Regions from separate parts of the Homo sapiens genome. Here region 2 is linked to region 1. A link is an interaction called in ENCODE POLR2A ChIA-PET data of the cell type or tissue named here. Cell type or tissue: OCI-LY7. All regions are shown on one strand. Each heading gives the region's core, and the rest is flanking DNA. Links, peaks and the distances in the headings are about the cores only.

Region 1 (12,320 bases), core at 1,778-9,777:
CTCTTGGCTAGCATCTGGGACCTTGGCTTTTAGACGCTCCAAGTTAATTGGTAAGTGGGGAAGGGAGAAGGCTCAGTATGCCTAGACTGTTTGTACAAACAATATGGTTAATGCTGAACATCTGCCTTCCTTCTGGGAGTCTGGAATTTGGGTACATGTTTGGTAAAGAGTGCTTATATGGCTAGCACCAATGAAAATCCTGGATGCTGAGTCTCTAATGGATTTCCCTGGGCAGGAATACCACACATGCATTGCTGCATTTTCATGACTAGGAAAAGAGTGTGCTCTGTGTCACCCCTAAAGGGAGTGGGCATAAAAAAACAGGCACACGGATTCTTCCAGATTCCTCCAGTGTCTTTTTCTCTTATGATCTGACAGTGTCTTTACTCTATTGCTGCAATAAATCTCAACTCTGAATACATCCTAGAGAATCTCTAAATGAAGAGATGCTCCTGGAGACACTGCCATACCCTCCATAGGAGCTGTGCCAATATACACTCCACTAAAAATGTTACAACATTGACTTTTCATGTTATAACATAAAATATAAAAGTTGCAGAGTACTCCTTTATCAATTTATTTGATATCTGCTGCTATTTGCAAGATAGGTAGCTTAGAATGTAGTTAAGAGACAAGAAATACAAAACCAGACTGGAGTAGCTGACCCCAGGCACATGAACTGCATATTTAGTCTCACTCTAACAATTCAGTCCAAAGTCATTAGATGGGGTTGAGGGAGACAGGCATTCAGATGGGAGAAGGGAAGGACATGGTGGCCCAGAGCAGGGTATTGGAGTCTGACTGAGAATAGGAAGGTATCCACATGACCATGTGGAACTGGCATAGGGTGTTGGAACCCACGGAGGGTTGGAGGGTTAAGAGGACATGTGCATGAAAGGGTACCCTGACAAGTGTTGAGCCTGAGCAGGGTTAGCAATGTCTCTGTGCAGAAGAGATCACAATGTAGGATGAAGAATATATACTCATGTAGGGTCAGTCTAGAATGGCATCAAAGACCAAGTGGGGTTAGGAAGGCAGGGTATTCCCAAGGGAACCTGGTACAGAGTTGGAGTATGTGCGCAGGGTCAGGACAGCATCTCACATGTGAGGGCCGCTCAGCACAAAGTATCACAGCCCAAAGGTGTGAAAACAGTATCCATTATAGGGATCGTGTTGGGGGTCAAAAGTAGGATGTTGGGGTCCAAGCAGGGTGAGAAAGAGGTCCCTATGGTAAAGCAAGCAGGGAGGCTTAGCACAGAGTACTAGAGTTGAAACATGGTGAGAAAGGTGTCCTTGTGGAGAAGCTGTGTGTGTCATGTCAGAGCCTGAGAGGAAGGAAAAAGCTGTGACACAATATTGGTTTTTATACTAGTAGACTGATCAAATAAATAAAAGTATTATGAACAATGAAAACCAAGTTTCTCACTTCTGGAGAAGAGTTACAGGTATGGAAAAGGAGAAGTCTAGACTAAGTCCTGTGGCATTGATGAACTGGAAGCATCTATATGAACTCATAATTTGTAATACTATGTATCTATTATTAAATACATAGGGCCAGGCACGGTGGCTCACACCTGTAATCCCAGGACTTTGGGAGGCCAAGGCGGGCGGATCACGAGGTCAGCAGATCGAGACCATCCTGGCTAACACGGTGAAACCCCATCTCTACTAAAAGTACAAAAAATTAGCCGGGCGTGGTGGCGGGCACCTGTAATCCCAGCTACTCGGGAGACTGAAACAGGAGAATGGTGTGAACCAATGAGGCGGAGCTTGCAGTGAGCGGAGATCGCGCCACTGCACTCCAGCCTGGGTGATAGAGCAAGACTCCGTCTCAAAAAAAAAAAAACAAAACCAAAAACCATAATGATGTAAATGTCTGTTAAGTGTATACATTTATATATTCCTCAGCTCTGTCCACTGAGAGGACCTGAAAGTGATGACACTCTAGGAGCAGCCCAAATCTTAACTTCTATATACCATTATTCACTAAAAGAAACCAGGGCACCTTGGATAAATGGCCGAATACAGGGCTGAAGTAGGAAAAGTACAGGATGAGCCTGGAAAATCTTGTCAGGCCAAAAAGCAGAGATGCTCAAAGAATGATGGAAACATCAAAAGAACACAAAAATCAGTTTGAAAGGCTCCTACTTGCCAAATCTGGGTCAATCGGAGCATAAAAGTAATGATAGTAACAGAGTACGACACACTGATTAAAATAGAAAACCACATGTATTAGTCCATTTTCACATTGCTATAAAGAACTATCTGAGACTGGGAAATTTATTTAAAAAAAAAAGGTTTAACTAACTCACAGTTCTGCATGGCTGGGGAGGCTTCAGGAAACTTATAATTATGGCAGGAGGTGAACAGGACGCAAGACACAAACAAGTCTTACATGGCAGCAAGAGAGCGCGAGCAAAGGGAGTCCCACACTTTTAAACCATCAGATCTCACGAGAACGCACTCACTATCATGAGAATAGCGTGGGGGAAACCGCCCCCATGATCCAATCACCTCCCATCAGGTCCCTCCCTTAACACATGGGGATTACGATAGAGGTGAGATTCAGGTGAGGATACAGAGCCAAACGTATCACCACAAGTTTGCATTAATTCACATCAATAACGGGGAAAAAGTTGAAGTCTGATGAGAAACGGGGTAAAGGGTCTAAAAGTACCTCTCCACAAAATATTTATTAATTACAAAAAGAAAGCCTTTATAATGAAGCAATCTGGCAGATACCATCTTAATTGAGTGATCAAAGTTAACATCACCAGTAATGAGAAAATTAAAACTGTGTGCCACGGGATGATATGCAACAAAAATACCATTCGCCGGGCGTGGCTCACACCTGTAATCTCAGCACTCTGGGAGGCTGAGGCAGGTGAATAACTTGAGGCCAACAATTCGAGACCAGCCTGGCCAACATCGCGAAACCTCGTGTCTACTAAAAAACACAAAAAATTAGACGGGTGTGGTGAGGCATGCCCGTTGTCCCAGCTACTCGAGAGGTTGAGGCACAAGAATCACATGAACTCAGGAGGCAGAGGTCGCAGTGAGCTGAGATCCCACCACTGCACTCCAGCCTGGGTAACAGCGCGAGACTCTGTCTCAACTCAAAATATACACACACACACACATAATTTGTGATATTCCTGCTAAAGCTATATAATCTTAATTTAGTAATGAGGGGGAATACAAACAAACCCAAATTGAAGAACATTCTTAAAAACAATTTCCCTATAGCTACCATAAGTGTTAAGGGCAATGAAACGCAAGGCAGGACTGAGCAACTGCTCTCAACAGAAGGAGACAAAACTAGTCGTGACAACTATGTGCAACACTTGAATTTGGGCTTTTTTTTTTTTTTTCTTGAGATGGAGTCTCGCCCTGTCACCCAGGCCAGAATGGAGTGGCGCAATCTCAGCTCAGTGCAACCTCCGCCTCCCAGGTTCAAGCGATTCTCCTGCTTCAGCCTCCTGAATAGCTGGGATTACAGACGCGTGCCACCACACCCAACTAATTTTTATATTTTTAGTAGAGATGGGCTTTCACCATGTTGGTCAGGCTGGTCTCGAACTCCTGATCTCATGATTCACCCGCCTCAGCCTAGTAAAGTGCTGGGATTACAGGCGTGAGCCACTGAGCCCAGCCTGGACTTGCTCTTTCTAAAATAAAAGATATTAAAATAAAACTGGCAAAATTTGAGTGAGATCAAAGGATTAAACGATGGTAATATATCAATGTTAATCTTTTTAAAAAAATTGCTGGAGTCGGCTGGGCGCGGTGGCTCATGCCTGTAATCCCAGCACTTTGGGAGGCCGAGGCAAGTGGATCACCAGAGATCAGGAGTTCGAGACCAGCCTGACCAGCATGGCAAAACCCCATCTCTACTAAAAATACAGAATTAGCCAGGCATGGTAGTGCATGCCTGTAATTCTAGCTACTCGGGAGGCTGAGGCAGGAGAACCGCTTGAACTAGGGAGGTGGAGGTTGCACTAAGCTGAGCCCATGCTATTACACTCCAGCCTGGGCAACAAGAGCAAAACTCTGTCTCAAAAAAAAAAAAAAAAAAAAAATTGGAGTCAGCTGGGCACGGTGGCTCACGCATGTAATCCCAGCACTTTCAGAGGCCAAAGTGGGTAAATCACCTGAAGTCAGGAGTTCGAGCCCAGCCTGGCCTGCGTGGTAAAACCCCGTCTCTACTAAAAATACAAAAATTAGCAGGCCATGGTGGCAGGTGCCTGTAATCCCAGCTACTCAGGAGGCTGAGGCAGGAGAATCGCTTGAACCTGGGAGGTGGAGGTTGCAGTAAGCAGAGATTGCGCCACTGCACTCCAGCGTGGGCGACAGAGTGAGACTCCGTTTCAAAAAAAAAAAAATAAAAAGAAAGAAAAAAAAATTGCATAGAGGAAAGTTGTGTATATATATACACACACATATATACACGTGTGTGTATATACACACATATACATATGTATATATACACGTGTGTGTGTGTGTGTGTGTGTGTGTGTGTATATATATATATTTTTTTTTTTGAGACGGAGTGTTGCTCTGTCACCAGGCTGGAGTGCAGTGGTGCGATCTCAGCTCACTGCAACCTCCAACTCCCTGGTTCGAGCGATTTTCCTGCCTCAGCCTCCCGAGTAGCTGGAATTACAGGCACATGCCACCACACTGAGCTAATTTTTTGTATTTTTAGTAGAGATGGGGTTTCACCACGTTGGCTAGGATGGTCTCAATCTCCTGACCTCATGATCTACCCGCCTCAGCCTCCCAAAGTGCTGGAACTACAGGCATGAGCCACTGCACTCAGCCTTAATATATTTTTTAAAAGTCACTTTTGTCCCTATATTTTTTATTGGCCCACCAGGTCTCCAGACTACTTATTATGATAACGGAAATAAAAAACTTACATCAATCTCCATGTGCCGAAACCTGCACACCTGTCGAAAACAGCGCCCTTCTTGCCATAATGTGCAAACAGTTTCATTTCCTATTGCAGCTTCACAGTGACGGAATGGGCAGCTGTCACCCTGTAAACAAATAGAGAACACTCTATTTGTAGCATTGAAATACATCCTAGGTAAAATATCCATAACAAGAGCTCCTGGAATTTAGACAAGCACAAATGAGTAAGAAAGGACTGGTAAGGTAAAAAACAATGGACATGGAATGACAGGAACAAACCGAGAGCAACAAATTATTTCCTATAACCTATTTCTTGACAGTACCCTTCGTTTGATCTGGCATGAGTGACACAAGCTGAAAAAAAGAGTTGAAAAAGACAAGTAGGAGTGTTAGGTCCTCTTTAAAAATGTATTTTACAGTTCATCTTCAAAACTGACATCTCGCCTTGTGTAACTCTAGCTTTTGATGGAAAATCAGAAAGTAAATAGAATTTAAATATAATTAACATATATACAATATAACTGTGCTCCACTGCATACTTTATGCAACGGTAATATCTGAAATAAAACGCTACTGTTGTGCAAACTGCTATAGGTAAGATAAAATTATCACAGCTTTGCTCAAAACTCATCATTTAAAACATAATATCACCGGGCGTGGGGGCTCACGCCTGTAATCCCAGCACTTTGGGAGGCCGAGGCGGGCAGATCACAAGGTCAGGAGTTCAAGACAAGCCTGGCCAACACGTGAAACCCTGTCTGTACTAAAAATACAGTTAGCTGGGTGTGGTGGCAGGCGCCAGAAATCCCAGCTACTTGGGAGGCTGAGGCAGGAGAATGGCTTGAACCTGGGAGGCGGAGGTTACAGTAAGCCAAGACCATACCACTGCACTCCAGCCTGGGTGACAGAACTAGACTCCGTCTCAAAAAATAAAAATAAAAAAAAAATCAAGATGACTGAAGAACAAATTTTTTTAACATATACGTTTATAGAATTAGTCATAAAATCACAGAAAGCAATAGGTATATGTAAATAGAGCTGCAAAAGAATCAAGGAGAAAAACAGAAGTTTTGACAAAGATTAAGCCAAAAAACTGCAAAAGCATATTTAGTATGATGACTCTATATTCTTAGTACTCAGCAGGAAATCTGGGAGAAGAAAGAAGTCAAATTCAACCCATGACAGTTTCTGGAAGTACAACACAATTCACTAACTATTCACTCACTCATTTAATATGAAGTATATAAAATCAAAGTTAGTAAGGCATAGGTCAAAGTGGCCCCATTTCCAAAGGCACCCTGAACAGATTAATTTTGAACACTGAATGATGACTACATGCCACGTGCCTTTTCACTTTTGTACAAGATGGGAAAATTAGTTATATATAAAATGAAAAGAAAAAAACACTGAATTACCCTAAATACATTATCCTTTAAAAAACTGACAGCCAATAATAAAGTTGGGCAAAAAATATATATATAATAAAAACAACTTAAAATGTTGGGAAAATCTTATCCAATTCTATTAAGCAAATTGTAGAAAGAACTGATTTAAAGATGTCAATTCTTACTTTGGTACATGTGGAATAGAAAAAAAAATAGCAGTCTTCTCCTTGATTAGGCATGCTGGGTAGATTCTTAGATCAGAAGTGGCTTCTTGAAACAAGCCACTGCTTCCTCAAAGCAAGGACCAGGCTCCAAGTCCTCGTGAAATGGGTTTAATCTTCCAAATGACAACTTGATCACAGAAATTGTCTTTAAACTGTAATCCTAAAATGAGGAGACAATGAATTAAAATATTTCAGGTAAATTCTTCCTCCTTCAAATCACCATGGCTAATGAGATCGTATTGCTAGAGTCAAATTTTATTAATACGACCTTGCTTATACAGAGCCTTGTAAACACACTGATTGCGAATACTGTACATTCCCATCTACAATGTAAAATTTTGACTAGAAAGGCCATGCCCTTCTTTTATATTCTCTGTGATGCTTGTTACACAGTTACAGCATTGTAAATAAGCATTGTTAACTAAAGATCTACATTTTATTTTTAACTCTTTTTAGAGACAGTGTCTCACTCTGTTGCCCAGGCTGGAGTGCAATGATGTGATCACAGCTCACAGCAACACTGAACTCCTGGGCTCAAGGGATTCTCCCACCTCAGCCTCCCCCAAGTATCCAGGACTACAGGCACATACCACTATACCCAGCTAATTTTTTAAAAAAAATTTTTGTAAAGACAGGATCTTGCTATGTTGTTCAGTCTGGTCTTGAACTCCTGCCTCAAGCAATCCTCCTCACTTGGCCTCCCAAAATGCTGGGATTATAGGTGTGAGCCATCCCGCCCAGCCTGATCTACATTATACATATATGTATATATGTATGTATATATGTATTTTTGCCTACTAATTTGAAAGTCTCAAAAGACTACATACATTTTAGATTATTAATGGGACTTAGGTTACTAACACAAAATACTTGCTAACAAAATATGATAAAGTAGAATGTTTCATCTAAATGAAAAACTTCAAATATTTTCACAAGCATTTTTATTCCAAAAGTATATAATCATAACTAGGTGAGAAAACCCTGTTTAGCTAGAATAACTGATGAAAACAATTACTTCTGAAAAGGTCTATCGATCTAGCTTACGTTAATGAAGACGACTAGAGGTGTACACCAATTACAAACAAGACGCAAAAGTAGTCTTTGGGGCTTTCCATAATAGTGATTCCACAAAACAACAAATATTTTCTCCCCTAGTCCATGGCATACCCTGATCTCCACACTAAAACGTCCAAGCAAGCTTCTACAAAAGCATATAACAAAAGCACATACGAGAATATGGAAAGGGTTTCCACAAACGTACATACCAGAAGATCAGGTTTCAGAAATAGTGATCTACAACTTGAAATCAATTAAATCAAATTCAGTCATATCTCCCACTAATAATTCCTAATGCAAGAATGGTATGCCATGATGAAAAGTCACCTTGATGTTAACAACCTGGATTAAGAGTCTGACACTGAACATGGGTACTAAACATGTACCCAAATGTTTAAAGTTTACATACCCTTCGACAATTCCATTTCTAGAATGTATTATAATATGTAAAAGTATTAAAGGTAACAATGCACAATAAATGTTATCACAATCTTGTTTTAATAATGAAATAGGCCGGGTGCAGTGGCTCATACCTATAATCCCAGCACTCTGGGAGGCCAAGGTGGGCAGATCGCTTGAGTCCAGGAGTTCGAGACCAGCCTGGACAACATGGCAAAACCCCATCTCTTAAAAAAAAAAAAAAAAAAAAAGCTGGGTGTGGTGGCACACTCCTGTGATCCCAGCTACACGGGGGAGCTGAGGCACAAGAATCACTTGAACCCAGGAGGCAGAGGTTGCAGTGAGCTGACATTGCGCCACTGCACTCCAGCTTGGGCAACAGAGCGAGACACTGTCTCAAAAAAAAAAAAAAAAGAAAAGAAAAGGAAGAAAATAATGAAATAACATCTAGAAACCTAACTGTTCAAAAACTGGAGACTATTTTTAAAAATTATGATATATGGCCAGGCACGGTGGCTCATGCCTGTAATCCCAGCACTTTGGGAGGTGGAAGCTGGTGGATCACTTGAGGTCAGGAGTTTGAGAACAGCCTGGACAACATGGCGAAACCCCATCTCTACTAAAAATACAAAAATTACCCAGGTGTGGTGGCACACACCTGTAGTCCCAGCTACTCAGGAGCCTAAGGTAGGGAAACTTCTTGAACCCGGGAGGTGGAGGTTGCAGTGAGCCGAGATCATGCACTGCACTCCATCCTGGACAACAGAGTGAGACTCTATCTCAAAAATAAACAAATGATTTAAAAAAATTACGGTATATTCATGTAATGTGACAATATACAGCCATTAGAGTTTCATACCAGAAAGTGAATGCTGCTGTAAAAAACCAAAAACAAAAAAATCTAAAAATATGTAAGCAGCTTTGTTATTGGGTCATAGGTGGAGGCTGGAAGACTTTTGAGGTACTTGATAGAAAAGGCCTAGAAGAAACTGCTGCTAAAGCATATGAACGTTAAAGGTACTTAAGGTACTTATGGTGAGGTTTCAGTCAGAAATTAGGATCGTGTTATTGGAAACTGGAGGAAAGGTTATTCTTTTTTTTTTCTTTGAGATGGAGTCTTGCTCTGTCACCCAGGCTGGAATGCAATGGTGCCATCTTGGCTCACTGCAACCTCTGCCTCCCAGGTTCAAGCAATTCTCCCGCCTCAGTCTCCCAAGTAGCTGGAATTACAGGCTTGCACCACCACATATGGCTAATTTTTGTATTTTTAGTAGAGACAGGGTTTCGCCATGTTGGCCAGGCTGGTCTTGAACTTCTGACCTCAGATGATCCTCCCACCTCAGCCTCCCAAAGTGCTGGGATTACAGGTGTGAGCCAGCGCCTGGCCGGAAAGGTTATTCCTGTTAAAAAGTGGCAGAGAACTTAGAATTGGGTTGTGTTGGGCAGAAGGCAGAACCTGGAAGCAATGAACTTGGGTTTTAGCTGAGGAGATTTCTAAGCAAAGTGTGGAAGGAACAGCCTGGGCTTTTCCTGCTGCTTACAGTGAAATGCAAGGAGAGAGACATATTGAGGCAAGAACTATGAAGCAAAAAGGAATAAAGAATCTGAACTTGAAAATTTAGAAAATTCTCACTCTATCCATATTGCAAAAAAAAAAAACAAGAATGTATGCTCTGTAGAGAAAAGGGTATGGGTGGGCAACAGTTTGTTGGAGATTAGGTGTGTGACTAGATTCAGGCAACCATCTTAGCAAAAAATGTTGCCAGCTTAAAATGAAAGAGACAGACATGTACAGAGGGAATGTGATGAGAAGACACACAAGGAGAAGATGACCATGTGGCTGGAGTGATGCATCTACAAACCAAGGAATGCCAAGGATTGCCAACAAACACCAGAAGCCAGAATGGGTAAGGATCATTCCTCTACAGGCTTCAGAGGGAGAATGGCCCTGCTGAAAACATTTTAGACATCTCACCTTCAGAATTGTGAGACAACAAACTTCTGTAGCTACCCAGTTTGTGATACTTTGTTATGGAAGTCCTAGGAACTAATACAGATAACAAGCATAGTCAAATGACCTTTGACAAAGGGGAAAAGGATAGTCTTTTCAACATATGTTACTGGAACAAATGGATATCCACATATAAAAAAATAATTTTAGACACAGACTTTATACTTTTCACAAAAAATAACATGGATAACAACTTAAATACAAAAGAAAACCAATAAATTGGTTTTCAATAAAAACCATTAAAATTTAGCCAGGCATGGTGGTGAATGCCTGTGATCCCAGCTACTGAGGAGGCTGAGGCAAGAGAATTGCTTGAACCTGGGAGGCGGAGGTTGCAGTGAGCTGAGATCACACCACTGCACTCCAGCCTAGGCAACAAGAGCAAAACTCCATCCAAAAAAAAACAAAAAACAAAAAACAAAAAAACATTAAATTGGAGTTCATTAAAATTAAAAAGGTCTGCTCTGTGAAAGCTCTGTTAAGAAGCTTAAGAAAGAATGAAAAAGCCACAGGCTGGGAGAAAATATTTGCAAAACATAACTGATAAGGTCTGATATACAAAATATATAACTCTTGAAACTCAAAAATAAGAAAACAACTCCCCAATTCAAAAAGGCAAAAGATCTGAACAGGTACCTCACCAAAGAAGGTATACAGATGGAAAATAAGCATTTGAAATCTTGCCCAACATCATGCATCATTAGGGATTGCAAATTCCTTTTCTAATGGCTAAAATCCATTTGGGCACAGTGGCTCACACTTGTAATCCCAGCACTTTGGGAGGCCGAGGCAGGTGGGTCATCTGAGGTCAGGAGTTCAAGACGAGCTTGGCAAACATGGTGAGACCCCATCTCTACTAAAAATACAAAAATTAGCTGGCCGTGGTAGCACACACCTGTAATCCCAGCTACTCAGGAGGCAAAAACAGGAGAATCGTTTGAACCTAGGAGGCAGAGGCTGCAGTGAGCCGAGATCATGCCACTATACTCCAGCCTGGGCAACAGAGTGAGACTCCGTCTCAAAAAAAAAAAAAAAAAAAAATTTAGAATGGCTAAAATCCAAAATACTGAAAGCACTAAATGCTGGTGAGGATGGGAAGCAACAAGACAGAAGTCTGAAAAAAACACAAAACATGGAATAGTATGCATCCAATAAAAAGGAACAAAATCATGTCCTTTGCAGGGACATGAATGGAGCCAGAGGCTATTATCCTTAGCAAACTAATGCAGAAACAGGAAACCAAATACAGCATGTTCTCACTTATAAGTGGGAGCTAAATGCTGAGAACACTTGGACACATAGAGGGGAACAACAAACACTGGAGCCTATCAGAAGGTAGAAGGTGGGAGGAGGGAGAGGATCAGGAAAAACAACTAATAGATACTAGGCTTAATACCTGGGTGATGAAATAATCTGTACAACAAACCCCCACGACACACATTTACCTGTGTAACAAACCTGCACATCCTGCACATGTACCCCTGAATTTAAAATGAAAGTTAAGGCCCAGTGTGGTGACTCATACATGTAATCCCAGCACTTTGGGAGGCCGAGGTGGGTGGATCACTTGAGGTCAGTAGTTCAAGACCAGCCTGGCCAACATGGTGAAACCTCGTCTCTATCAAAAAATATAAAAATTAGCCAAGCATGGTGGCACACATCTATAGTCCCAGCTACTCAGGAGGCTGAGGTGTGAGAATCACTTGAACACAGGAGGTGGAGGTTGCAGTGAACCAAGATCACACTACTGCACTCCAGCCTGGGTGACAGTGAGACCTGTCTAAAAAAAAAAAAAAAGAAAAAGACAAAGCTATCTGAATACTTTTCAGACATATATGCAACAAAGGAAAAAGTTTAATAATAAAAAAAGTCATTTGAGGTCAAGAGTTCAAGACCAGCCTGGCCAACATGGCAAAATCCCATCTCTACTGAAAATACAAAAAATTAGCCAGGCGTGGTAGCCCACAACTGTAGTCTCAGCTACTCGGGAGGCTAATGTACAAGAATCGCTTGAATCCAGGGGGCAGAGGTTGCAGTGAGCCACAATCTTGCCACTGCACTCCAGACTAGGCAACAGAGCAAGATTCTGCCTCCAGAAAAAAAAAGTTTTTAAGGGGAATAAAAGGCTTAGAGGTCAATCTCACTCACAAAATCAATATTCCAAAGAACATATTTGAAACTGTTACCGGTTTTAGAAAGACCAGCAACAAAGTAATTGAAACAATGAAATGGTAGCTATGAAATGCAAAGACACAGCAGAATTTACAATTTTTTGGCAACTAATTTTATTTATTTATTTATCTGGAGACGGAGTTTCGAGTTTTGCTCTTG
Region 2 (12,320 bases), core at 2,145-10,144, 120 kb before region 1:
TCTTTTTTGTAATACTAAATATAAGAAACCAAGGGAACAATAGATACAGAACTTTTAGGGAAAATTTATATGACTTAGCCATAAATCAGCAAAAGACATGTCCTAAAACAGATGTCGTCAAAGGGTAGTCCATGAACCCTTCAAGGTCTTTGAAAACTTTTCAGAGAGTCTGCAAGGTCAAAGTTATTTTTGTAATAATACTAAGATGTTATTGGCCTTTTTCACCGCGTAGATATTTGCACTGTTGATACAAAAACAATGCTGGATAAAACTGCAGTTTAGCACAAATCAATGCCATGGTGCCAACTGTACTAGCAATTATTATATTCTTCACCACCACACACTTGCAGGAAGAAAAAAGAGTGTCCTTGATAAAATAATAAGAAATTCTAATTTTTGTTGTCCTGAATCTTTTTTTTTTTTTTTTTTTTTGAGACAGAGTCTTGCTCTGTCGCCCAGGCTGGAGTGCAGTGGTGCAATCTCGGCTCACTGCAAGCTCCGCCTCCCGGGTTCACGCCATTCTCCTGCCTCAGCCTGCCAAGTAGCTGGGACTACAGGCACCCGCAACCACACCCGGCTAACGTTTTTGTGTTTTTAGTAGAGACGGGGTTTCACCTGTTAGCCAGGATGGTCTCAATCTCCTGACCTTGTGATCCGCCCGCCTCGGCCTCCCAAAGTGCTGGGATTACAGGCGTGAGCCACCACGCCCGGCCCTGTCCTGAATCTCAAGTACACATCTTTTTAATATTCTGTGTGACAAATAGGAAGTATACATAAAGCCCTTCTGGTACCTAGTGGAGCATGCAGATCGTCTCAAGGAAAAGCATATGTGCAATTGAGTTGCAAGCTGACCTAGCTGCTGTTTTCATGTATCATCATTTTTACTTGAAAATGAACAAAGTGAACCTGTTACTTCAAAGGAAACAATTGCTGGTGTTTGTTGCCAATGCAAAAATGTCAGATTTCAAGTGAAAATTAAAATATTGGGAAAGTCATATCTGCCATCTTTGAGCTCAGTTCTCTGTTGCTTAAAGACTTTTCTGATGAGATTAGTGGGAATGCAAATGAATGTGACTTTTTAAATATTGTTTAATGAAATGTGTTGACATTTGGAAGACATGTATAACTCAGTCAACTATTATTTTCCAAATAACCAAACGCATGATATTACAAAATTAGGGTAAAAGATCCATTCAATGTGAAAGATAGACTGATGGATTCTAACTGAACAGAATATGAAAGATTCACTGATACGGTTTTAGAGTCCACACTGCAACTAAACTTTAGGAGACTGCCACTTCCTGAATTTTGATATAGTATCAAAGGAGAATATCCAGAATTATCTGAAAAGAATATTAAAATATTTCTCCCTTTCCCAAGTATATATCCGTGTGAAGCCAGATTTTCTTCATATATTTCAACCAAGACAACATATTATAACAGATTGAATGCAGAAATATATGAGAATTCATCTGTCTTCTGTTAAGCCAGACATAAAATGGATTTACAAAAAAGTATTTTATATCTGACCAAACGAATATGCCTGGGTGAAGACAACAGAAAAGCATTCTCAGATATGCAAGAGCTCAGTAAATAGAATACCTACTGCCCTTTTAAAAGGAATTACTTGAAGACTTACTTCTGCCATTCAAGATATGGATTATATAGCCACACAATGAGAAGTTGGGTGATAAGGGGATTGTTTTGTGATTTATAAATTGTCTCCAAATTACTTGACTGTCATTGAAAAAAGAGAAGGGATGTGAAACAGACAAAATCTAGAAATATATCACCTTAAAATCAAAGTCCTCTGTCTAGAATGCCTATCTCCCTATGTGCTCACCTAAGTCCTATTTAGATTTCAAGACGCATCTCAGATCCCACATAAAATCATAGAATCTTGATACTGCAAAGGATCTGGAGAGAGGGAAATCACTTGTATTATTATGTACCTGGGTGTTTAAAATTCATCCACATTTAATCTGTACAGAAACCTAAATTGTCTTATTATCCCCATTTTCCAGATGAGGAAGTCCAAGTTCAGAGAGATAAAACCTCTTGCCCAATGTCATCCTTCCAGCTAGATGTGGAGTGGGGACAAAAACCCAGATCTTTTCTACTTAGAAGTCCAGGTTCTTTACATTTCACTCTATTACCTCAGAATTCATCTATCTAAATAAGCCCTACCCAATCTGTTGCTCAAGTCTTCATTAAGACAGCTCCACCCATCGTTATCAGTCCAGTCCCCTCCAGGGACAAGGAATTCAACATATTTTAATGCAGTCCATCATATCTATTGACTGCATTTAAAAGTTTCTCTCCATATTTAAGCCGACATATTCCTTCTCAAACCCTTACCTACAAATCCTAAGAATACCCTTTGGGGTTATGCGTAATGAGAAAGTGAAAGGGGCTAATAGCCACTTGTGTATCTGTTCTCTCTTTATGTGTCATTTTTACACAGCGCAAAGGCAGGTGTACCATGAAGCTAATGAAGCTTCAGAGCCTCCAATCACTGGAAGTTGCGGAGTGTTCTAGATGGAGGGGAACAGATTGTGTTTAGGAAGTGTGTCTGGTAAATTGGCTAAAGAGATCTCAGAAGAAAGGGACCTGAAACTTCAAATCTCCAGTAATTTGTTGTGATTTCTTTTCTCATCTTTAGCAAGTATTTACTTTTGTATCAATTTTGTACTGGAAACTTCATACTATTTTCCTTAAAGAGGGCTCCAAAAATTGTATTCAGCCCCAGAAAATCTGGATCCACTCCTGGTTTGACCCATAGCAGTCCTGTTAAATATATTTTCAGTATTGTATTTATGTCTAGGCATTTACATGAGAAAAATGAACCCCTGTCTTTTTTAACCTACTGTGGTTTTTATTTCGATTTGCTATGTTCGTTTTTTGTTTGTTTGTTTGAGATAGGGTCTCACTCTGTTGCCCAGGCTGGAGTGCAGTGGTGCAATCACGGTTCACTATAGTCTTGACCCTCCCAGCTCAAGTGATCCTCCTACCTCAGCCTCCAGAGTAGCTGGGACTACAGGCACATGCCACAATGCCCAGCTAAGTTTTTAATTTTTTGTAGAGACAGGGTCTTTCTATGTTTACACAGGCTGGTCTTGAACTCCTGGCCTCAAGTGATCCTCCCACCTCAGCCTCCCAAGTGCCGAGATTACAGGCATGAGCCACCGTGCCCAGCCAACCCATTGTTATTTTGGATCTCCATCACAGCAGCCAGGCCAATATCATGACACAGAATGCTTAATTTCTACTCTGCCGTGTGCAAACATGACCACCACTCTAATACCACCACCACAGGTAATTATTTCAAGGGGAGGCCTGACCCAGGCCAGGCCAATAATTCCTTGCCCACAATTTTCAAACTGGGACCGCGAAGAGAGTCAGCCTCTCTCTGATTACCTGCACAATCAGCCGGCAATTGTGTCTGTCTATAATTGTGTCTCCTTATTTCCATATGGAGGAAGCCAGGAAGCTTTAATGGTACATGAGGAAAAGAGAAGAAAAGACAAGGGCTATAGAAAGTCTGTCTTTCCAATTGTTCCTTGGGGCCAGCTGCATTTCTGCCCTTCCTATGATTTGGTTCATCAATTCTTCCTTGACCCAAGCTGGTTAAACAGTTTCTGTCTCTTGTAGCCAAGAGGTCTGCCCATTACAAAGAAAAATTTGCAGTGCACTGTCATACAGCATGTATGAACCGAGCCAGGGTAAGGCCCCAGGAAACTCCCACCCTATGCCCTTCCATGTTAACAATTTGCCTATGACTCTATATCTCCTGAGCTCCTAGATCCATATATCCAACTGCCTCACTGATAGGATATCTCAAAGGCACTTCAAAGTTAGTATCATCTTTCCTCAAATCCTCTGCCTCTAGGGCTCCCCATTGCAGTAAACCCAGTACTCACATCCAAGTGCCCAACTCATAAACTTGGATGAGGTCTATGACTTATAAAATCTAACATGAGGCCAGGTGTGGTGGCTCACACTTGTAATCCTAACACTTTGGGAGGCCGAGGTGAGAAGATCACTTGAGCCCAGGAGTTCGAGACTAACCTGGGTAAGATGCCAAGACTCCCTTTTTATAAAATATTTTTAAATGGCCGGGCGCGGTGACTCACGCCTATAAGCCCAGCAATTTGGGAGTCTGAGGCAGGTGGATTGCTTGAGGTCAGGAGTTTGAGACCAGCTTGGCCAACATGGTGAAGCCCCATTCCTACTAAAAATACAAAATATTAGCCTGGCATAGTGGCACACGCCTGTAGTCCTAGCTACTCAGGAGGCTGAAGCAGGAGAATCACTTGAACCCGGGAGGCAGAGGTTGCAGTGAGCCGAGATCACACCACTGCACTCCAGCCTGGGTGACAGAGCAAGACTCCGTCTCAAAAAATAAATAAATAAATTTAAAAATGATCCAGGGTGGTGATGCACACCTGTAGTCCTAGCTACTTGGGAGGCTGAAGTGGGAGGATTGCTTGAGCCCAGGAATTCCAGGTGACAGTGAGCTATGATAGCACCACCGCCCTCCAGCCTGGGCAGCAAAGCAAGACCCTGTCTCTAAAACAAATTAAAAAACCCTAACATGTTCTGTCCCCTGTCTATCCCTCTTGTTTAACCATACTCTTACCTCAATTCTGTATCCTCCAATCACATTGGTTTATTTAAAATTAATAAAGTAACATCTCCCTTTTCCCCAGTGTTCTCCCACTATACCATTTGACGTAGAACTTTCCTATGTGAAACTGTAAATTCTATGCAAAATACTTAAAAGGGAGAGCTACGGAAGCCCCTTGCACCCATGGGCTTCCTCTAACTGACCTAGGTCTTCTAGACACCGCTCTCAGAAATAAGGTCTATCAGACCTTTTACCAGACACAGCTTTCAGAAATAAGGTCATTCCAACCCTCACACATCTCCGAGTTTGAAATAAGTGGGGTAGAAGTAGAAGAAACTATAGAGATCCTAGTTTTGTAGTGATGTGTGTCAAGGGCCATGCTGACTGAATTTTATGTGGGATGGCTTCAACAGGGTCCAATCTGCTTAACAAATAAATGATTGGACCTCTGCTGCCATCCTGGTAAGAAACATTGATCCAGCTTCCTCATCCTGCTCTCTTCCTAATCAAAATCTCACGGGAAGCATCTGATTGGTGAGCTTGCTTTCATGCACGTGCCATAGCTATGCATGAGAGTCTGTCTCAACACAGACTGAGACAGTGAACATCTGGCTTCTGCTGTGGGCAGAAAACAACCTCAAACGGAAAGGTAATAAAAAAAAATGTTTGGCCGCCTTAAAGTATAATTATCCCTTCCCCATGGCTTAACGCAGTCAGCAGGTGACATTCCTCTAACCATGGACATTGCTTCACTATGGTCATCTGACCCAATTCACACCAGTGAGATGTTAGGGAGGCTAGGGTTGTTGTAAAATATTCTTTCTTTCTCTCTTTCTCTCACTTTCTTTCTTTCTCTCTCTTCCTTCCTTCCTTTCTTCCTTTCTTTTTCTTTTCTTTCTTTCTTCTTTCTCTCTCTTCCTTCCTTTCTTCCTTTCCTTTCTTTTTTCTCTCCCTTCCTTCACTTCTTCCTTTTTCTCTCTCTTCCTTCCTTCCTTTCCTTTTTCTTTCCTTCTCTTTCTTTCTTTCTCTTTCTTTCTTCCTTTTTCTTTCTTTCTTTCCTCTCTCTTTTTCTCTTTCTTTCCTTTTCTTTCTCTCTCTCTCTCCTTCCTTCCTTCCCTCCTTCCCTCCCTCCCTCCTTCCTTCCTTCCTCCCCCTCCCCTCCCCTCCCCTTCCCTTCCTTTTTTCTTGAGACGGGGTCTCACTCTGTTGTCCAGGTTGGAGTGCAGTGGCATGGTCTTGGCTCACCACAGCCTCAACCTCTGGGGGCTGAAGCAATCCTCCCACCTCAGTCTCTTGAGTAGCTGGGACTACAGGTTCACGCCACCATGCCCAGCTAATTTTGGGGTATTTTTTGTAAAGACAGGGTTTTGCCATGTAACCCAGGCTGGTTTTTGAACTCCTGAGCTTAAGCAATTTGCCCATCTTGGCTTCCCAAAATGCTGGGATTACAGGCATGAGCCATTGTACACGTCCTCTCATTCTTTTTTTTTTTTTTTTTTTTTTTTTGAGACAGAGTCTGGCTCTGTCATCCAGGCTGGAGTGCAGTGGTGCCATCTTGGTTCACTGCAACCTCCACCTCCTGGCTTCAAGCAATTCTCATGTCTCAGCCTCCTGAGTAGCTGGGATTACAGGTGTGCACCCCCATGCCTGGCTAATTTTTGTATTTTTAGTAGAGATGGGGTTTCACCATGTTGGCCAAGGTGGTCTCGAACTTCCAACCTGAGGTGATCCGCCCACCTCAGCCTTCCAAAGTGCTGGAATTACAGGCGTGAGACATCTTGCCCAGCGGCCCTCTCATTCTTAAGCTCTATTGATTGCCAGCTATCTCTCTTTCTGGACAAAGTGGTTTAGGGATGTGAGGCCAGCAATTTTTTCACCATGGGAAAAGCTGTCCCCCACATAAAGCTCGGACAGCAGATGCAGAGTAAAGATATGGAAAAACAGTAAAAAACAACTCTGGCCGGGCACGGTGGCTCACGCCTGCAATCCCAGCACTTTGGGAGGCTGAGGCAGGCGGATCATGAGGTCAGGAGATCAAGACCATCGTGGCTAACATGGTGAAACCCTGTCTTTACTAAAAATACAAAAGATTAGCTGGGCGTGATGGCACACACCTGTAGTCCCAGCTATTCAGGAGGCTGAGGCAGGAGAATTACTTGAATCCAGGAGGCATAGGTTGCAGTGGGCCGAGATCGTGCCACTGCACTCCAACATGGGTGACAGAGTGAGACCCCGTCTCAAAAAAAAGAAAAACTGAACTACACCAATCTCGGAGTCTGCCCAGGTCTCACTATAATGTAAGCCAGTAAATTTTTATCATTTAAGCCAGGTTGAGGTTTTTGTTTAATCTAAAAAAACCCACATATCTGACAAAGAAGTTGTATCCCAAATATATAAACAACTCTCAAAACTCAATAATAAAATAACACCAACCCAATCAAGAAAATGGGCAAAAAACTTAAAGAGACATTTCACCAGAAAAGATAAACAGACAGCAAGTAAGCACAAGAGAAGATGATTGGCTTCATTAGTCATTAGGAGCAACATGGCGAAACCCCATCTCTACAAAAAAAGAAAAAACTGATATATAAATAACAAGGTAAGGTTAGTGGACGAAGACTTCCTGGAAAGGATAAGCAGAGGTTATAAGGATAAAATCTTGCAAGAATATGAAAGCATTTTGGAAAGTATAACTTAGAAAAGTACAGGTTTCATAATTTGTTTGTATCACCCGTAAGTTCTAGCATAATATTGCAATATGTTGCTGGTATTTGGTAAATGTTTCTTATTCGTTCTTATTATAGGGTTCATAAATAAACTGTTCAATGAGTGGAAAAGCATTCAAGTCAAAGGGGAGTGTCCAGAAAAGATTCCTACAGCCCCAGACCTGAGTCAGGTCCCAAGGACTTTTCCCCTTGTTATGGACAGACTTTAGGGTTGGCCACCTGTTATTTTCTTGATCCAGGATAATTGAGGTCACACTTTTAGCTATGGCATGGTTTGCAGTTTGAGTAGCTGGTATCAATCTTGTGCTTCCTGTTCTACAGAAAGATGTAGGTTCTGATGGGTATGGGGACACAAGATGCCACTTGCCCAGGTGGGCATATTTCCTGCAGCAGCCCCCTCTGCATGACTTCCCCTCCTGCCTGACTGCCAGGCTCAGTGTTCTGCAGAAACCAGCATTGATGACATCTCATTTCTCAGATCTGCAAGGGCCCCCTCAGCTGCAGATTGGTAATGTGACAATTAAACTTCAAGTGCGCAAAGTCTCAGGTATGAGGCACACAGCAGCAATCACCTCCGGTAGTCAGCATCTTGCTAGCTAGCCCACCTGCACCCCAAACATCTGGTGATGCTATGATTTGCAGAAGTGAAAGAAAACTGTTTAATTAACCATCTTCTCTCACCTCTCTGGGGCCATAAAAGCTCTTGACTTTCCCCCATCAAAAGGATCTCTTCCCTTCCCAACAAGCTATACAATAGAATGTAAAGAATTAATTTTATTCTAATAGATCCTATAATACTCTTTCCTTTAGGAAACCTCCTAGCTGAACACTTCACCTGGACAATGAAATTCAACTTTTTTTCCCCAAGTTTTCCTTCATTCTGAACTCTAAAATGTACTTATGTTTTTCAATGAAAACACCCTACTCCTACTTCACCTATTGTTGTTTTGGTTTTCTGTCATTGCAGATTGGGTCTTCATAAGTACACCTATCTTAAATTTTAATATCATAGAAGACAGGCACTGGCTCTGAGCTTATATCGTAGAACCTAGCAATACATAATTTTTACGATAATAAACACATTACATAGCTGAGAAAACAAAGGTGTAGTTAAAAAATATTCACAGCTTTCCAGCTCCCTCCCCCTCTAGAAATTCCCTTCCTGTATCTAAGGAAAAGAAAGGGGATTCCATGAGTCACCAAGAAGTTTGGAAACTGAAAGCCACCCATTCCCTGCCAAAATGTTTTTTGGGGATATATTTTTAAAATGCAATAAGGCAGCCAGACACAGTGGCTCATGGCTGTAATCCCAGCATTCTAGGAGGTCAGGGCCAGAGGATCTCTTTGAGGCCAGGAGTTCAAGACCAGCTTAGGCAACGTAGCAAGACCACATCTCTACTTGAGGGGAAAAAAAATCCAATAAGGTAAAAGATCTACTTTTTATCTCTTTTCCCCTTTTCATATGCTCAGAACTACAGTCCCAAACAAAGGATTCATAAATTAGAAGTCATTTCACATATATTTATATTTATTATTATTTCTTAGTTTAAAAATGTTTTTTACATTCAATGCCAAAACATAGATACTGCATTCTGTAACCCCACCCACTACCCTCACATACCCATAACACTTCCCTCCTCTCCTGGTTTCCTCAGGGCGAACAGGCAATGCCCAAGTCCTCCTGCTTACCTACCATGAACTCTTACTTTGCTCCAGTTCTCCCACTAGGGCTCAGATGCCCTGTTAGTTTCATCCTTCTAGTTGCGGCCAAACCTGGGAGATTCTTTTCCAGAGGCAGGAAGTACTATGAAAGCCTGGGGAAATTTCCCAACCCCACCCACAGAAGCTAAGTCAGGAAAAGCCTGTAGAGGTGATTCATGGGCTTTAAGTTCATGCATCCTAAACAAAGGTGGCCACCCAGAGCTGTCTTCTAGTCAACTCGACCACAAACCATGGAATGGCTCCTATGCCAGGAGAGACCAAGGCTGGTGGCAAGGGGAAATTTTCTAACCAATCAGCTTTCCCCCTAGGCTGTGAAGAAAAGTCCCTGAGGGGGAGGCTGTGGGACCAAGTAGGGGAAAATGAAAAGCAACACCTGGGTTAGCCAGGTGTAGAAAGAACAAGCATCCCTGGGCTGACCCGGGAGGCTCTCTCTTCAACAATGGGTGCATAAATTAGAACCTGAACTTCGGTGGCAATCAATTTACACCAGTGTAACAAATCCAGAGCTCAGATGATGTTTAAAGTGACGGGGATGGCCAGGCTTGCTGGTTCACACCTGTAATCCCAGCACTTTGGGAGGACGAGGCAGGTGGATCACGAGGTCAGGGGATCGAGACCATCCTGGCCAACATGGTAAAACCCCATCTCTACAAAATACATAAATAAATAAATAAATACACACACACACACACACACACACACACAAATATTAGCTGGGCGTGGTGGCATATGCCTGTAATCTCAGCTACTCGGGAGGGTGAGGCAGGAGAATTGCTTGAACCTGGGAGTCAGAGGCTGCAGTGAGCCAAGATCATGCCACTGCACTCTAGCCTGGTGACAGAGCAAGACTCCGTCTCGAAAGAAAGAAGAAAGAAAGAAAGAAAGAGAGAGGGAGGGAGGGAGGGAAGGAAGGAAGGGATGGGGACTGAAAAGGCTGCCAGCTTGGTTCTATCATTAAGGCTGTTAGCATTCTTTTTTCTTGTTGTTGCTCAATATAATCCATAGCCTCACAAGTTATAACATTCTTGACGCAAGGAACAATGAATCTCTGGCCTCCATATATTCTGTGACAGCAGAAATTTCCCAGGCAGTACAGATGTAGGACCCAAATAGGTTTCAAATCCATTTTTTTTTTTTTTTTTTTGAGACAGGGTCTTACTCTGTCACCCAGGCTGGAATGTAGTGGCGTGATCTCAGCTCACTGCAGCCTTCACCTCCCAGGCTCAAGCAATCCTCCCACCCCAGCCTCCTAAAGTAGCTGGGACTACGGTGCTCGCCACCGCGCCTGGCTAATTTTTCAATTTTTTGTAGAGATGGGGTTTCATCATGTTGCCCAAGTTGGTCTCAAACTCCTGGGTTCAAGTGATTCTCCCACCTTGGCCTCCCAAAGTGCTGGGATTACAGGCATGAGCCACTGCACTCAGCCCCAAAAAACTTTGTCAACCACTGCTCAGTAATGCCTGACTTTGGTACAGCCCTTTGATTTCAAGTACATTTGGTTCCTCCAGCAATCATCAAAGGTTGTTAGCCTCGCTTCCTCTGCAATGATTAGGAAGGATAAGTAGTACAGAGATAGGGCCCTGGGTGCCTTGAAAGCAAGCCTCCCTTTTATAAGAATCCCAGCCTAGCAGGGCTGTGGTAAGAGAAGTGGGCAAAGCAAAAGGAAGTTTTTTACTGATACTCAGTGCTATTGAGTGATAATGCAACCGTTCATCTTCCTGTTGAAGAGTTCGACATGCTTTCACAGTTATGAATGAAACTCTCTCAGATTGTTTTTTAAAAATTCCTTCAAGATCTCTAGCTCTTAAAAGAGTAGCAGTAACTTCCTCCATCTGCAGTCTAACACAATTCCATGGTGACTGCTCTAACATAGTGTGGTGCATATTCCTCGCTTCTGTGGCTGCCCTTCATCTGAACCCACTCCTTAAATTTGGAGAATCCCCTATCATTTGAGCTTTCGTAAAAATCAGGGGCAATGTCCCACTATAGAAGTAGAAGGATCTGATACTTACTGCCCCAGCACCTCTTGCAGCAAGGGAGAAGGCATGTGACCTTGGCTTGGTCAAGTGGACATGTCCACCCAAGGTGTTGACTGAGGAAATAGTAATGCAAAGAAAGAAGCCAGGAAACACTTTATTCCAACAACAGTAACATCCAGTTTTCATGCCAGGGGTGGCATCCGGTGTCTGGTGCCTGCAGCAAGAAAGGCTTTGTCAGACTGGTTCTATGGTGTGACCTTGGCAGTGGCTGTGTCTCACTCTTTCCCTCCCCTTTATGTCCATTTGTGGAGCTTGAGTCTCCAGGTAATCCTGCGAACTATCCAACTCCTTTTGATTGCTTCAGGCACAAACTTGGGAGACATCTTTGAGTTTCCTCTGTAACCTTATATCTAATCCAATAGGAAATTCCGGAAGTGGCCCATTTCCTCTGCTAGTACTCCCTGGCCTAAACCACCATTATCTCTCACCTGAATTACTGAAATAGACTCCTTTAAAAAAAATTAGATCAAACATTTTTTATTGCCAAAAATTTTATGTATTTATTACGTACAACATAATGTTTTGAAATATGTGTACACTGTGGAATGGCTAAATCAAGCTAAATATCATATGCTTAACCTCACGTTTCTTTTTTTATAGTGAGAAGGCTTAAAATCTACTGTTTTTGTGATTTTGAAGAATACAACAGATTGTTTTTGTGTGTGTGAATGTGTTTTTTGAGATGGAGTTTCACTCTTGTTGTCCCAGGCTTGAGTGCAATGGCGCAATCTTGGCTCACTGCAACCTCTGCATACTGGGTTCAAGTGATTCTCCTGCCTCAGCCTCCTGAGTAGCTGGGATTACAGGCACCCGCCACCATGCCCAGCTAATTTTTGTATTTTTAGCAGAGACAGGGTTTCACCACATTGGCCAGGCTGGTCTTGAACTCCTGACCTCGGGTGATCCATCCGCGTCAGCCACCCAAGTGCTGGGATTACAGGCGTGAGCCACCGCGCGTTGCCCAACACATTGTTATTAATTCTAGTCACCATGTTTTACAACAAATCTCTTGAACATATTCCTTCTAACTGAAAATTTGTATCCTGTGACCAATATCTCCACCGCCAACACCCAGACTCTGGTAATCACCATACTACTTTCTGCTTCTATGAGTTCACTTTTTTAGATTCCACATATAAGTGAGATCATACACAATTTTTTTTTTTTTTTGAGATGGAGTCTTGCTCTGTCACCCATGCTACAGTG

The links. Peaks named below come from ENCODE experiments on the same cell type or tissue, not always from the same donor. Only the 100,000 strongest peaks of a DNase experiment are listed, where the experiment ranks them.
Region 2: POLR2A ChIA-PET joins it to region 1 with 11 read pairs; 2 of 35 experiments call an interaction of 5 or more read pairs at or near these places.

Annotation. Positions count from the first base shown.
Region 1 is chr1:203,811,289-203,823,608 of GRCh38, reverse strand. It overlaps ZBED6 (zinc finger BED-type containing 6), which reads right to left. Exons shown (of 17, transcript NM_001395895.1): 2 at 6,485-6,683; 3 at 4,920-5,039. ZC3H11A (zinc finger CCCH-type containing 11A) reads right to left here. Exons shown (of 18, transcript NM_001376342.1): 3 at 6,485-6,683; 4 at 4,920-5,039. The coding sequence starts at 6,538. Among named protein-coding and RNA genes, the nearest start is that of ZC3H11A, 22 kb to the right of the region's middle. In OCI-LY7, for the core only: a CTCF peak has its summit at 4,915; a DNase peak (open chromatin) is centred at 4,968; H3K4me3 peaks cover 1,090 bases; H3K27ac peaks cover 4,127 bases.
Region 2 is chr1:203,931,114-203,943,433 of GRCh38, reverse strand. No RefSeq gene overlaps it. Among named protein-coding and RNA genes, the nearest start is that of SNRPE, 76 kb to the right of the region's middle. RefSeq lists enhancers at 5,102-5,601, 5,602-6,103. In OCI-LY7, for the core only: no CTCF peak of the experiment used is centred there; DNase peaks (open chromatin) are centred at 5,243 and 7,923; H3K4me3 peaks cover 2,831 bases; H3K27ac peaks cover 5,085 bases.